Regions from separate parts of the Mus musculus genome. Here region 1 is linked to region 2. Evidence: chromatin loops called from intact Hi-C (ENCODE). Cell type or tissue: gastrocnemius. All regions are shown on one strand.

Region 1 (8,000 bases), 77 kb before region 2:
CTGGGTCAAGCATATACAAACCATCACACCTACCTTGTTGTCCCAGAGAAGGAACTGGGGTCTTTAGCTTTGTGGCACATGCAGCTGAGCCAGCTCCTAGCCCAGAGAGCTTGAAGCTTAAATGTCTTTAAGGCATCTCTACCTTGCTTGCTGTGGGTTTTGGTTTTGGTTTTGTTTTTGAGACAAGGTAGACTTGGTTGACTTGGAACTTACCATCTAGACCAGGCTGGTTTTGAACTCAGAGATCTGCCTGCTTTGGCGTTCCAAGCTGGGATTAAAGGTACATACTACCAGGGTACTTGCTTTCTTTAGGCAGCTTGTCTAAAACTCAGTTGCTCATCTCTTTCCCCCAAACGTGTTGCTTTTTCTGTGTTCCTTCTCTCTTTTCCCTGCGATACCAGGTGTTCACGCTGGAAATGAAGGTAGGTGTCCTTTTTAAATTTTTCTCCTTCTAGCCTGTTTAAATGTTGTTCTGGGGCTGCCTCCTTTCCAGTCCCAGGCTATTTCTCTCCTACTGCCTTTTTTTTTTTTATTAGGTATTTTCCTCGTTTACATTTTCAATGCTATCCCAAAGGTCCCCCATATCCACCCCCCCAATCCCCTACCCACCCACTCCCCCTTTTTGGCCCTGGCGTTCCCCTGTACTGGGGCATATAAAGTTTGCAAGTCCAATGGGCCTCTCTTTCCAGTGATGGCCGACTAGGCCATCTTTTGATACATATGCAGCTAAAGACAAGAGCTCCCGGGTACTGGTTAGTTCATATTGTTGTTCCACCTATAGGGTTGCAGTTCCCTTTAGCTCCTTGGGTAATTTCTCTAGCTCCTCCATTGGGGGCCCTGTGACCCATCCAATAGCTGACTGTGATCATCCACTTCTGTGTTTGCTAGGCCCCGGCATAGTCTCACAAGAGAGAGCTATATCTGGGTCCTTTCAGCAAAATCTTGCTAGTGTATGCATCCTACTGCCTTCTTGATGACAGGAGAAGTCTGCTCTGTGCTCTTGTCCAGACTGCAACTGTTCCTTCCCGGCAACTTTTCCTTACCCAGTAGAGTACAGGCAGAAAGCAGATGAGTCCTCAAAGCCAAAGGCTGAAGTGAGCCACCTGCTCCAGCACACACCCACTCCTGAGGCTGGCTGTCAGTTTTAGCCTCATCGGATACGATTGTGGTTTTTGGTGGTGGTGGTTTTGTTGTTATTGGTGATGGTGGTAGCTTTTGTTTTGTTGTTTTAAGATAGAGTTCCTTCCTCCATCACTGAACCTCAGCTGTTCTTCAGCTCTCTTCTGCCCTGAGTTCTTGCCTCTTTCTCCCACAAACAGCCTCTTTCCATCATTGTATAGCCTCGGTGTGTGGCTGAGCATACTCTGGTATGCTCTATAGTACTTGTTGGAAAATGGACTCTGATCTCACAGAGCAATAAATGAGCTATATGACTCTGCTGGGAAGGGCTTCTGTTTCAGTATTGCTCACTTACTGGCCAAGGTAGGGACAAAAGATTGAGTGATTGCAGAGCTGGGAAAGTGTGTTTGTGAGACTAGGTTTGCCTATCATGAAAAGGGGGGTCAGATAATTGGCGACTCGGTTTACTCAAGTTAACACTGAGATCGTGGGCCGGGCGTGGTGGTGCACACCTTTAATCCCAGCACTTGGGAGGCAGAGGCAGGCAGATTTCTGAGTTCGAGGCCAGCCTGGTCTACAGAGTGAGTTCCAGGACAGCCAGGGCTACACAGAGAAACCCTGTCTCGAAAAACCAAAACCAAAACAAAACAAACAAAATCAACAACACTGAGAGCGTGGATTCACAGGGGGTGAGGACTGAGGCACATTTCCAGTTCTGATAGCTGATGTTAAAATATAAGTAGGAAAAAAATGTAAGTAGGGCATTCTGAATTGTTCTGAGAATTGTTCCTCTTTTTACTTTATTGCAAGCTCCATGGGGGCAAACGCATTGTCTTTTTGCATTTAACAAAAATAGGTCTGCATTTTTAAAAACAAACAAGTAGAGGAGCATACAGAACCCTCAGTAATGCAGTATTATGTTAAGGTTTGCAGCTCTCCAGGATGCAGCCTCGTTCACTGCCCGGAAGCTTTCCTTACAGCTCTCCCTCTGCTGCTCATCCTGCTTCTTGGCAGCCCTGTGCCAAGGCCTGACCTGGCTATGCCTGTGAGTGAGGCTGGATCGGAAGTGATGTCCTGATCCTCTTGGTCCTTAGATACTTAACTTCTTCAAGTTAATGCCTGTTTTTTAGTGGCACGTTATCTTGTGGCAAGGTAGGCATCTATAGTTCATATACCGTGTCCTGCTTAAAATAGAGACAAGCGGACAATTGGCATTCTGAAGCTTCCAGTTCTCCAAAAGAACATTTTTGTTTCCCAAGACAGGGTTTCTCTGTGTAGCCCTGGCTATCCTGGACCTCACTCTATAGACCAGGCTGGCCTTGAACTCAGAAATTCGCCTGCCTCTGCCTCCCGAGTGCTGGGTAGGCACTCGGCTGGTGGTAGAGGTAGGCAAGATGGCTGGTGCGGGGCTGGAGAAATGGCTCAGTGGTTAAGAGCACTGACTGCTCTTCCAACAACCACATGGTGGCTCACAACTATCTGTAATGGGATCTGGTGCCCTCTTCTGGTGTGTCTGGACAGAGCAATGGTGGTGTACTTATATACATAAAATGAATAAATAAATCTTAAAAAAAAAAAAAAGATGGCTGGTGGGTAAAGCTGTCTACTCAGATTTGCTCTTCAGAGCCATAGAGAGCTCTAAGGAGAGAACCACTTCCACCATGTTGTCCTTTGAGCTCCACATACTCACCATGACACACACCTGACACAAGCATCGAGGTCAGCCTCTGCTTCCTCAGGAGCTGTTCACCTTGTTTGTGCTTCTAATTTTCCTCCCTCCCTCCCTTCCTCCTTTTCTCTCCCCTCCCCCTCCTCCTCCCCCCTCCCCCTCCTTTCTTTCTTTCTCTATTTGAGTGCGTGCCATGGTTTGTGGGTCAGAGGGCAATCTGGGCAGGCAGTTCTCTTCCTCTACCATATGGATTGAATTCAGGTTGGAGGTGTTCAGACTTGACAACAGCAAGAGCCCTTACTCAGAGAGCAATTTCGTGGACCCCCCCCCCCCCCTTTAAGCTAGATTCTTACTGGGGCCTGGAGTTCTTTTATTAGGCAAGTGAGCTCTACCCCTTAACCCCCCCCCCCCCACACACACACACACACACTCTACTCCACTCCTTCAGTGCTGGGATTACAAGGTTGGGCCACCACAACCATGGGCTCTCATGCTAGTGAGACAAGCACTTTACTGACTGAGCTGTGTCCCTGGTGGGTAAAGGTTTCTAATGGGGGTGGGAAAGAAGCAGATGCTTCTGCACTCAGGTGGCTTCATCTCTCCCTTACAGTTGAACCTTGGTTGGTCATACATGTGTTTCATATGATCATAACTGTACTCAAGTGTTGTTGAATGTTTATCTCATGCATGGGGTAGTTGGGGTGGGTAGCCATCAAACAGTAGCTAAGAAGTAATATAGGAAAAACCTAGTTAACGTAAAGCCACTAGGTGGCAACATTTACTCAGCCGCCCTGCATCCTCTTATCCTAATGAAGACGTCTTAGCTTGCTTTTTCCAGCTACACCATTGAGTAGCAGAGAAAAGGTTTAGCAGAGATTCTTTAAGTCCTTTTGAAAGTGCGACTATGGAATAGACATATTATAGTATTTTTGTGTGCTTTTTATTAGATATTTTCTTCATTTACATTTCAAATGCTATCCCAAAAGCCCCCTATAACCCAACCCCCCGCCCTGCTCCCCAACTCACCCACTCCTGCTTCCTGGCCCTGGCATTCCCTGTACTGGGGCATATGATCTTTGCAAGACCAAGGGCCTCTCCTCCCAATGATGGCCGACCAGGCCATCTTCTGCTACATATGCAGCTAGAGACACGAGCTCTGGGGGTACTGATATTTGTGGTTTTTTATTGTGTGGGTTAGGACACTGAACATTTAGAATTGTTCTTTGTGACATGAGTAACTGCTTGGGTCTAGCCAAGCATCCTGACAGAGGCCTGCAATTGGCCTATTGACTCATTGTTTTTCTGTTCTACAGTTTGTGACTTTGGGTACAGTTTCCATATATTTAATTTTTTCTTAGTAATACTGTTTGTTTGTTTTTCCAAGACAGGGTTTCTCTGTGTAGCCCTGGCTGTCCTGGAACTTACTTTGTAGATCAGGCTGGCCTCGAACTCAGAAATCTGCCTGCCTCTGCCTCCCCAGTACTGGGATTAAAGGCGCGCACCACCACGCCCGGCTCAATACTGTTTTGTTTTGTTTTTTTTAAGTAAAAAAATTCTTACCTTTTATCAAAAGACAGAGTCACGATTAAAAAAAAAAATCAACAAAAAAATCTCAAGGGAATTAGTGTCTCACCAACTAGCCATCTTCCTGGGCTAATTCTGGAGGCTTGACTCTCCTAAATGAGGCTGCTTATTTACCAGGTTTCCTAAATTAGCAGCTTCAGGGATATTGAAATCTGTATGGAACTGTCCAAGGAGATATTGTGTGTGCTCCGCAGCAATTAAGCCATTAAGCTGTAATTGGTATTTTCCCACTCATGGTTTTGTGTGGGAAGCATTAAAATTATTTGGGAATTCAGTGTTCATCAGCCATTTTGGTGACAGAGGAGAGTGCTGAGAACAATTGTGTGTGTGAGCCCATTGCGATTTTTGCTTACAACATCCCTGCCTGTTGGTTTGTTATATTGCAGATGAAATGGAAGGGGAAGGACCTGTTTGATTTGGTGTGCCGGACACTGGGGCTTCGGGAAACCTGGTTCTTTGGACTGCAGTATACAATCAAGGACACGGTGGCCTGGCTCAAAATGGACAAGAAGGTTGGGCTAGATCTCAGGGAAACCGGTGGGGGAGGCTTGTGCTTTCTGGGTTTGTTTGTTTGTTTGTTTGTTTGTTTTCCCGAGCACGCACTTAGCTTCACTTATCTTATTTGCTCATTGTTGAGGTGTCACAGGGACATGGCAAAAAAGGGAACAATTTTTTAAATGAAGTCATGTATGTAGAAAGCAGATCCTATAGTCAGGCATTCCTAGCCTCCACAGACTTCCCAGACAAGCAGGGTTCCCCAGGACATTTCCACTATCTTTGTATACTTCAGAACAACAACAACAACAACAACAACAACGGTGTACATCTGTGAGAGATTTTCCTAGGCCTCATATTCTTTAGAGTTGGTTTTTGTTTTTTAACTAGCCTTTGAGAACATGAGGATCCAACTGACTTAACCATTGCTAAGGAATAAAGAGCTGGCGATGACGGAGGCTTTTCCTCCTCAGGGTTCTAAAGCACATGGAATCTAGGTTTCTAGCAAATTGAAGATTTGGAAATGGATATGACTTAAGGAAGCTGCCTTCTAAGGGGTTCATATCCTCACAAAAAGACATGCCCATCCATTTTCCTGGCCACCTGACACTGAAGACAGCTGGAGAACAAAGCCCAAGGACCCCTGATTCCCAAAGTTAGTTCACATCTAACGCTGACCCTAAATGTTGTTTCCCCTATCAATGTTACCCCTGAAGTTATCTACCGCATAATATGATGACCAACAAAAGTCTCTTGTCTTACTAAGTAAGGTATTCAAATTGTGTTCACAGCATGTACATGGTGAACTCCTTCATGCTTAGAACTCCTGTTGGTTGTCAGTTTCAAATGGTCACTCCAGTGATTAGAAACTCAGTGCCACAAAGAACCAGTGTCTAGGAGGGCCACCTAGATTAGGTTTATTTTAAATCCCTTGAGGACAGCCACAGGAATTTGGGCAGGCATGTAGAGAGTTATATATCAGCAACAGTAAAGCTTTCTGTATCTTTTTATGATTCTCAGCAAAGTGAATTTTAAATCATACCTGAGTGTTAGCCAAATGGATATTAGATTGGGGGCATCAGGAGTCATAGAACCTGCTGCTCAAAGGAAATAAATTATGACACATGTTAATGGAGCCTGGTAGCATGTTTATGTCCTGAAATGGAATTCACTCTGGGGACCAGATGGTCCGAGCTTTTCAGGGGATGGGTAGGATTGTTAGAAGATTAAAGGCAATGGGTTATTTACTGCACTGCAAGCATTTTGTGGACATCTCTGGAAGATTCCGGGAACAAAGCATTGCCGTGATGGATATGTTTCACTTCTAGTATTCATAACATGTAAATGATCTGTTTAAGCTGTGTTCCAGTGAAACCTATTAGAGTGGGCAGTAAGAAAAAAAAGAATAAAGGTAGATGTAGTTATTTCAGTCTTCCATAAACGATATGCCCAGGATCTTGGAGTTTTAGATTCTAGCTTGTAACCATTTTCTGTGGCTTTGAGAATCCTGGTGCTGTCACTGTGGCTCCGCTCACCCTGTGGGTTATTGATTGATTTGGTTCAGAACCCCTGCATGAAGTGGATATTATATCCTGCTATGGATGGCTCTGTGAGTGCTTCCAATTGTATAACACACACAGCCTTTAGGAAATGGGAAGAATGTAACGGGAAGGGATTGTCTACCTTCCCTGCAAAGCACGCTTTGAAGGTAATAGAAGGGGCCAGCACAGCATGTCTTCTGCTCTGCAATTCTGCAGGTGTTGGATCATGATGTTTCGAAGGAAGAACCAGTTACCTTTCACTTCCTGGCCAAATTTTATCCTGAAAATGCTGAGGAGGAGCTAGTTCAAGAGATCACGCAACACTTATTTTTCTTACAGGTACACTAGCCCATGCTATCTCCCCCTCCCAACCACCCCTACCGTATTAAGAGGACCAGTCCAGGTATGGTTTCAGAAGCAGACCAGGTGAACCCCTTGGAGTTGACCACAAACACTTCCACACTGCAGAAAATGTTCTGCCTCCAAATAGTCAGTCCTTTGGCTCAGTAATAGAAAAAAGTCTTCAGAATAGAACTTTACCCAAGCAGTGAGAATTGGTGTCAGATGAAATTGCAGAGGTGTGATGATGAACAATAGAGTAACCCAGTATAAATCCTTAGTGAAGATGCATCCCTGTTTCTTCTAGCTAACTTAAAAGTTCTCTGACAGTATAAAGAAAAGCCTCAGAGACTTAGCAAAAAGTTCCTTTAAAGTTCAAGATCTGGGTCATTGAGGCAGGAATTCTGAATGGCAATGACCCTTGGCATGTCCCACTCCTAAGGTGTTTCAGACAACCTGCTCTGTGCTACTCTGGGTATATATTTCATTTCCTCTTTTATTAGAGTGCAAGCCCCTTAAAGAGAGGCTCACTGAATATGCAGTTGGTATTCTTAAGTAAGTTATTGTTCAATCAAACTGAAGAAATAATAGGTGTTCCAGAATTACAGGTTGACCACCTAGAAGCACAGTAAGGTTGTTGGTTTAAGGATGGGAGCCTTGCTTTGTTATAGCCAGAGAGCCCCTCAGTTTCCTGGCTGTCTGTAGTGACTGATGCCCAAGCTGCCTAAGCTCCTGAAGATGCCCACTGTCTATGATGTAGAGGATAGTTACGGGCCATTGATTACATTGGTTTCCCAGAATTATATCTGGCTTTTACCTAATCCTTGTACTGTGGAATCTCCGTGTATTGTGTTCATGATACAGTATGTGAAATGTAATATTACCCTCCAAATGTTGTCTTGTTTTGTTGGAGAAGAGAATCTCACTACATAGCCAAGGCTGGCCTTGAGCTTAAGATCTTTCTCCCTCAGCTTTTCAAGTGCTGGGATTATAGTATGTGTGCCCCCATGCCTGGCCAGATAGTTTCACCAAAGAGATCTGTGTGTGTGTTAGGTTAAAAGGTAGCCCTTTCAGATTGTTTCTGTGTTATGGCTGCTTCTTTATCTCTTTGTAAAGAAACTAGGAGATTTAAAGGTTTCACTGCTTCAGGACAGCTCAGCTTTCAGTTTTTCTTGGCTTTAAAGCCTGGGGGAATTATATGTGTGACCGAAGCCACATAAAGATTCTTTAGGGGTTGGGCTGTAGCTCTGTAT
Region 2 (8,000 bases):
GCCTTGGCCCAGGGTGGCTGGGGGTGTTGTCTCTCACTGAGCCCCTCTCTCCCGGCGCCAAGACAGGGCTATGATTAATCAGCGACAAAAGCAGAAACAAGCAGAAAAATGTAATCAGCCAGGGAAGGGCATGGCCAGGCTGTGGCAATCAGCTTTCCTGCTGGGGCCTTTGGCTGATTGGACCCAAGGGGGCAGGGAGATAGTTCAGATGAGGGTTCCAGGAATGAGACTGAGGCCAGCTGAGGCCCACCCAGGCCAGGGGCTCACCAGATCCCATAATTGTACACGGAGACACACACATCTGTGCTCGGATACGCATAGCACTCCCAGCCCAAGGGCCTTCGCACCTGCCCACACCTGCTTCCGGGCTTCTGCCCTTCGCTGCCAGCTCACAGCTCACATGTAGGTGGCCGTGCACAGTTCAAACACTCTCATCTGCAAGTGGGTTTGAAAACGTATCTTCACAGTGTCCTGAACGAAAGATGAAGAGAAACGCATGCACATGCTGCCCCCCCCTCCAGACACCTACCCCCACCCCCATAGAACACATGCTAAGGACCGGAGGAAGGTCTAACCTGCAGCCATGTGACCAACAGGCTCTGGGTCGTCTGCCTCCTCCTCATGGCCCCTGGGGACATGAGACAGACCTTGGCTCCTGCTCTGCAAACTGAGAGGCAAGGGCTCAGGAAGGAGCCAGGACAACAGCCCTTTGTGGGATCAAGTCAACTGCTGGTGTCAGCCACAGGCCAGCGGAGTCTCCTGCAGATCTGTGCTTGGCCTCTGCCTGCTGGCCCTGCCTGGTGACCTTGGCCAATGTCCTTTTCTAAGCCTCAGTTTCCCCACCTTGGAGCCTCTCCTGGCACCAACTTGAGGATTACTGGTCCTGAGGACCCTCGCGCCTGGAGCAACCTCACCTTTCTGGGTCTCTAGTCGTTAGTTCTCAGCTCTCCGCTCTCGCTGGGGGAGGGTTAGTGGAGGCAGGTGGGATAGGGGGTACAAGGAACGGCTCCACCCCTGGTCCACACCACCCGGGTCCTGCTGGCTGCTAACGTGGGGTGCGGGAGACAGCAATCCGAAGCAGACTGGGGGAAAAGCAGAGTCGGGGAGAACCAGAGAAGGCGCCCGGGAGGGCTTGGGGTGGCCGCTCAGGGGCCGGCAGCGGGAAGGGGCGGGGGCGGGAGGGGCGGGCGGGGGAGGCGGGAGCGCGGCGAGCGCCGCACAGAGCAAGCGAGCGAGCGAGTGAGGAGTGCAGGCGGCGGCGGCGGCGGCGGTGGCGGCGGCGGCGGTGGCGGCGGCGGCGGTGGCGGCAGCGGCGGGAGCCGGAGCGGCGGGTCGGGCAGCCGCACCAGCGAGCGGACGAGCGGGCGGCGAGCAACGCGGAGCGCGCGGAGGGAGCGCAGCGCGCAGCGGTCCGAGCCAAGAGGCCGGAGCGGCGCCGCCCCCGCCATCCCTGCGAGCCCCCGGCCGGGATCCCAACGAAGGAGCCGGCGGCATGGCCCGACAGCCCGGGGCGCAGGGGCGCTAGGTCCCGGACGGGTGCCCATTGCCTCGCCGCCGCCACTGCGCGCCGCACCGCGCGCACCGCCCGCTCCAGCCGCCCCCGGGGCCGCCGGCGGCCCATGAGCCCCGGCCTCAAAGTTTGCGGCGGGCGGGCGGGCGCGGAGCCTCCAAGATGCCGTTCCACCCGGTGACGGCGGCGTTGATGTACCGGGGCATCTACACCGTGCCCAACCTGCTGTCGGAGCAGCGCCCGGTGGATATCCCTGAGGACGAGCTAGAGGGTGAGTGCCCTGCCGGGACCCCTGCCACGAGCCCTCCTACCTGTGCGCCCTGGTGCCGCGCTGGCCCGGGGAGCCCGGGACCCTGCTGCGCGACTCGGATGAGCGGCTACGCGGGAGGCGGGACGGCCGGGTGGCCCCGGGCGCCGCGGTGGGGGTCGCCGCGGCGCAGGAGCAGCCCGGCCCCTGCCCGCGTGGCCCCCAGCGCTGCGGAAACTTGCGGGGCCCCGCAGCGGGGTCACTGGGCCGCGTGGCCGGCGGTGACGGTGCGGCAAGGCGGCGGGGGCTGAAGTGGAGAGTCCGAGCTGTTGCCCCCCGCGCCCGCCACCGGAGCGTCCGCATCCTGATCCCTTCCGCGGCGCCCGCCCGTGGCTCTGCGCTCCTATTGACATTCCGCTCGTGTCGCGTTGAGAATCCAATCTGCTCCGGCAGTGGGAGAAGGGGAGAGAGGGCGACTGCCCCGCTCTTGCTGGGTGCAGGGCTACCCCCATCCCCTTCTGCGGCCCTGCGAGGGACCCCCCACCCGTGCGCTGCCGAGGCAGCTGGGAGGCGTTGGCGACAACAAGTGGCCGGATTGGGAGGCTCGGTCGCGATAGCAAAAGCCTGGAAGGAAAGGCAGAGGCCGGAACCTAAACCTCCCCCCGACCCTAGTCCCCGTGCCTTTCGGGAATAGGGACCGCACGCAGGCAGTTGGCTATTGAAGATCAGAGCAGCAGGCCGAGGCTGGGGTTCCTGGATTGAGTGTCCTGGGGCGCAGTGAGACCCCTGGGGCCTTCCTAGCTTTTTCTCTGCTGAGATTGGGGGCGGGGGTGTGCTCAAGATTCCCCTCCCCCCAGGCCTCTTGAGGCCCCATATGGAGTGGAGTCGGAGACTCTGAGCTGATGGGAGTCTTGGTCCCTTAGGGTGTTTGTCGGCTGCTGGGGGAGGGGTTGAGATTACCCAGATGATGGGCCTGTCTCCGGTCTCTGTAGTCAAGGGGTCTCAGCTTTGGGGTCCCACTTGGGCTCATAGGAGTGAGTTGGAGTGACCAACATAGGAAAGGATACTAGTGGGAGCCCAGGGGAAGCCATTCGGGAAGTCTGTCCTCAGCCCAGGCCTGGTCTGGGGCAAATTTTGGGCGAGTAGACAGTGGAGAGAGAGAGAAAGGGTGCAACTGCCATGCTCACTGCACCACAGTCCACCAGACACCCACTTCCCACACCCCCCATGAACTCAGAAGCAGGAAAAGTCGCAGAGGGGCTCTCAGCCCCAACAGTGGAGGCACAGATGGAAGGATGTGTGCTTAGTCTATACCCCGGAAACCCCAGGTCCTGTCCTGTCTGGACCAAAGCAGAGCCTCCTCCAGGTTGAGGGGAAGAGATGGGGCCCGGGAGGGGTGCAGGGCGCAGGCCAGTTTCCCTTTCCTTTACTGCCTTTAATTCTGAGCCACGCAGAAGCGTCCATCCACCCCTTTCTCTCCACTCTTGGGACAGAGGCGGCATGTCTCCCCAGAGAGATCCAGCCTCCTTTCCCCTGCTCCCAGCACCCCCCACATAACCTGGCCCCATGACTCCAGGTCTCACTGGATCCCCAGTCAGGCTATCGAGAAGCTGAGAGAGACAGTCGTGCAGGGGTGAGAAGCGCCAGGGTGGGCAATGCAAGGGCAAGGAGGCCCACGCTCCCTCCGAGCCATCCCGTGGTCATGCTGGCAGAAGCCCAGTGCTGTTAGTCACCATCACATCAAATACACTCCCTGCTTCTCTCTGGTCCCCTTTGGACTAGAGGAGGGGCCCTGGTGCAGGGGGCACCTGAAGGACAGGGCCATCCCTGTGACTGGCAGGTGGAGGGCACAGAGCCAGCAGATGCCTATGGGCATCTACACATTAAGGCAGTAAGTTCTCCAGACCCCTCCTTGGCTGAAAACCAGGTTCTGGGCTCCCTGCAGTGGGTCTTGAATGCCAGGGCTGGGTGCAGAGCGGCTGTCCTTCATACAGATGCCACTTTTGGTTCCTTAACTTCTCCAGTACACACTACTCTTCCTGTCCCCGGGCAGTCTGGGTAAGACCCAGGCCCTGTTGGCTGGAAGGGATCAGTGAAGCAGCCCATAGACTAGACAAGGGAGTCGGTGACCTGGGGTGAAATGCTGCAGACACCTCGTGCTGCCTGCTGCAGAAATCCAGGGGGCGGTCAGTCTGCATGGGGGAGGAGGACCAGAAGCAGCAAGGGAAGAGTAGAATGTGGGGGTGAGAGGAGAAGAGTCAGGCAGTACTGGGTTCGAGTCTCTACACCCTGGGCTCAGGGAGTGAACTTGGACTCTCCCTCTCAGAGTTCGCCTCTCAGAGTCTTGCTTTCCCCATCAATAAAAGGGGATTGGCACTGTTGTCACCCGGACGGATGGCACTGTTGTCACCTGGACGGATGGTGGCCGAGAATGCTGTGGGAGTACTCAGCACAGGGCCTGGCCATGGGGGCTGAGGACCCAAATGTAGGAAGAGCACTCCAGACTCACGAGCTTGAAGCAGGCTTCGCAGCAGGGCAGCAAAGGGCATGAGTATTGGGCCAAGGAGGCAAGCTGAGGACCAGGACTGCAGAACTTGAGGTCCTAGAGAGGAAGGGGCTAGGCAGAGTGGGCTAGGCAGAGTTAACTTGGAGGCCCACCCAGCCCCATGTACGAGAGGCAAGGGTGCTCCCACATTCCTCCTGAATATATCACACCATGGCTGGAACATAACCACTTTCTAAAATGCATCCAAGTGGGGACCTCCAGCAACACTGAGACAGTGTGCTCACCTAGACAGTAGGGTCCAGCATGCAAAGGCAGGGATGGGACTGGCTTCCTGAAAGAGAGAAGCAGCTAGACACAAGGCTGGGTTCTGGAATGGAATGAGGAGCCTCTGTTGAGGGTGGCCAGTTGGGGACCACTGGGGAGCCCCCTTTTCTGCCCTTGCTTCCTGAATCCCAAGCCCGGCAGCTGCCTCTGCACAGGCCAGAAATTCAAGGATGGAGGATTGGGGCGCAGAGCCAATGCTGCGGAGAATGGCAGCCACCATAGAGGGTGACTACTGCCCCTTCCAGTGTTCCCTCTCTGTCCAGACTCAAACTCTCCGGCTCAGTGCTGCATCCTTTTGGGTCTGCAGAAGACGTCAGTCCCAGTGCAGCTCCACAAGTTGGGAGGGTCTGGGAATCTCATGTTAAAAACGGAAGGTAGGGGACAAGATCAGCCTGGAAACCTAGAGGCCCTGCCAGCCCATTTCCAGGCCAGACATCCCCATGCCAAGATGAAGCACAAGTTTTGCCTGGCCTCCCTCATGGGGCCGCGAGGGAGCAAGGCTTTCGGGGAATACATCTAGTAGTGATTGTCTACGGCATACAGTGACAGGGCATCCTGACACCCACCCCCCGTGGGGCCCTTAGCAGAGGCTAGACCTCAGCCATGGAACAAGATTTCATCCTACTTCACAGCCGAGGCATCAGAGATTCAGAGGGAAATAAGTGTCTTGCCCAGGTCGCTTGGCTGCTGAGCAGGAGAACCAGACAGAATTCAAGGCCGGGCTTTGAGTTCTGGTCCCAGCTATCAGGCAGGCCAGTGAGGCATCCCACCCAGGCTTGCCCCAGACTTCCCCTTCCTCCCGCACTGCCATCAGAGATGGTCTGATTTACAAGGCTCACCTTGGGTGATTCTTCTCACTTAATCATTGCAGAAAGTTCCATTGCATAAGTAAACAGCAACATCACACCAGAGCTGGGATTCAAACCTGGGTCTGGGATATCAGAATACTTCTCTGGCTGAGAAGACGATGCCTGAACTGGACCTCTTGTAGGCAGATGGATGGAGTGGGCTGGGATAGTGTTCTGAAGCACTATGTGAGCTAGGTGTGCTGGAAGGGGGGAGGGGGATGCACAGATGGAGAGTGGCCAGCTGTGGATTTACCCAGCAGCCTTGGGAGGGAGGTCAGCCCTGCCTGAGAAACGTCTTTGGTACTCACACAGCTGTCTTGGAGCCTGTCCCCTGAGCATACATCCCACGATTCACTTGCTCATTATTGTCTCTCCTGCCTGGTGCATTTTCCTCAGGGCCCTTGGAAAAGGGCATTGAGGCAGCCCCACAATTGGAGAGTCACCCTGAAACCTGCCAAGGTGGGAAGTGTAGCTCAGGCCTCAGCACAAAGCAGAGAGTGGCTTCCATAGCATCCCCACTGTATCTAGGACTTCGGCTTCCTTCCTCATATCTAGGCAGGGCTCCCTTACGGGCCTCAGACTCCAAGGGGTACAGTTTCTGACTCTGAAGTTCCTCAGACCGACCCGTGGCTCCAATTCTCTCTTCTGTGAGGTGTGGAGACATCTGTTTGAGCCTTCCTTGGAGTGCTCTCACATTCAGTCCTTTGAGCACGTTTATCCTTTCAAGGACAGGTCCTGTTCTCGGTGATGGGGACTCTGTGGACAAGACCCACTCGGTCTCAGCACAATCCACTCGAGGGAAAGAGCAGGAGTGTGGTGGGATGGGCAACCAGAGAACAGGCAAGGCCAGGCAGGGGCAGAGCGACAGAGTCCTTCAGCTGGGGGTCTGGGCTACATTTGAGTTTGACATGAGGACAGACAAAGCTGCAGGTACAAAGCAGTCTTGGTGTCCTCTGGGCTTGAGGGGCTCCCTGGACACCAGTCCAGAAAGGTGACAGCACTGGTTAGAAATAAGAGTAGGGAGAGAGGGGAGAAAGAAGGAGAGAGGAGAAAGAGCGCGGGAGAGAGGGAACTTAAGCACACCTCTGCACTATCCAGATGCTTCAGGCAAATGGACTTCCCACAGCAGCTCCGGGTTCTCCCCAGCAGCCCTGGCTGCTGCCAGGTCTTCATTTCTGGCCACAAGGGGCACATCGCCTCTTTCAGGGCCCAGGAAAATGCTGGGTGGTCCTTGGCCTAGAGCTGCTAGGGTCCAAGGTTTTCTGCAACCCCTGGGTCTGACTCAGATCTACCAGCCCAGCACTTTCCTTGCCCTGACGCTCCTAATTCAAAAAACAGACCCTACAACTTGCCTGAGGCACGTGTGGGTAATGTCTACCCCAGCCGGACAGTGGGACTCTGACCTCAAGACCTCATCATGTGTGATCCTACATGAAGAGCCAGACAAGGATCAGGGCCATGGTTTTTACTCTGTGGCAGGGCCAACAGGCTGGCCTGCACTCCCTCTTCTCAAAGTATAGGCCCCTTACAAGCCATTTCAGGGCTTATGGAGCCCTAAGGCTTGGGATAGTGTAACCAATAGGATAGTGTAATTGCCCTGAATTCTCACTGAACCAGGCTGGCCTCCTGCCCTCCTAAACCCTTGTAGGTCTGCAGTGTGGAGCACTTCATCTGTCTTTATATCTCTCTCTCTTTCACACACACACACACACACACACACACACCCCTACCTTGACTTTGCCCTGCTGAGTGAAATTCTACCCAGGGTACAATTCAGGCAACGGCCATGAAGGTGGCAAGTGAACAAGTTGCCCACGGGGGCTGGAGCTAAGGACTGCAATCTGTCCCTCTAGGGGAATGCTCTTTAGGATCCTGCTGGGTTTGTGAGGACAGCAGAGAGACAGGCAGGGCAAAGGTGAAAGGTTCCTGCTGTGTTTGCTTTAGTGGTGCTCCCACATATCACCCATTTGCTGTGCATAAGACTAAGGTTGGCCTAAGAGCATATACTGTGTTATTTGGTCCCAAAGTCTAAATCAAGTGCATTGTTCCCCAGGTCCAAGTGCAGAATCCCTCTGGCCCTCAGGCCTCAGTCTTCTGTCATCCCACCATGAGTTAGTGCTGCCTGACCGGAACAGGAAGTCCAGCGGGAAGGGGATGAGGCACGATGGTGCCACATGATCATAGGGAGCCTCCAGCAGCTAACCTGGCCAGCGGGTCTGGTGCTCTCCCTGCGCCCACCGCATGGTGTAGCCCTGAGCACGGCAGGGAGGCTGACAGACCCAAGCACGGTCACTGTCTCAGGCCAGATGTACCTTCATCTCCTCTTCCCTGTCTGCCCAGAGACCCTAGATCACAGCTCAAGAGTGTGTCCTGGATACCCTATGACTGGCTCTCAACAGGCCTATAGGTTGCTGGGGACAGGGCCGGTTTCAGCTTCTCTGTTCCTCCGCAGAGATCCGAGAGGCCTTCAAGGTATTCGACCGGGATGGCAACGGCTTCATCTCTAAGCAGGAGCTGGGAACAGCCATGCGCTCCCTGGGTTACATGCCCAACGAGGTGGAGCTG

Evidence for each region. Peaks named below come from ENCODE experiments on the same cell type or tissue, not always from the same donor. Only the 100,000 strongest peaks of a DNase experiment are listed, where the experiment ranks them.
Region 1: a loop joins it to region 2, with 1.8 times the contacts of the local background. A loop is called at or near these places in 7 of 42 quality-filtered maps.

The regions. Positions count from the first base shown.
Region 1 is chr11:4,817,252-4,825,251 of GRCm38, reverse strand. Nf2 (neurofibromin 2) reads left to right here. Exons shown (of 17, transcript NM_001252250.1): 2 at 4,759-4,884; 3 at 6,625-6,747. Among named protein-coding and RNA genes, the nearest start is that of Nf2, 28 kb to the left of the region's middle. In gastrocnemius, CTCF peaks have their summits at 2,579 (motif pointing left) and 3,554 (motif pointing right); no DNase peak of the experiment used is centred here.
Region 2 is chr11:4,740,400-4,748,399 of GRCm38, reverse strand. It overlaps Cabp7 (calcium binding protein 7), which reads left to right and starts at 1,221. Exons shown (of 5, transcript NM_138948.4): 1 at 1,221-1,781; 2 at 7,888-8,000. The coding sequence starts at 1,673. Gm35102 (a long non-coding RNA gene) reads right to left here and starts at 2,574. Exons shown (of 4, transcript XR_003949631.1): 1 at 1,822-2,574; 2 at 915-1,082; 3 at 576-628; 4 at 1-471. In gastrocnemius, no CTCF peak of the experiment used is centred here; DNase peaks (open chromatin) are centred at 1,512, 2,199 and 3,569; H3K4me3 peaks cover 1,660 bases.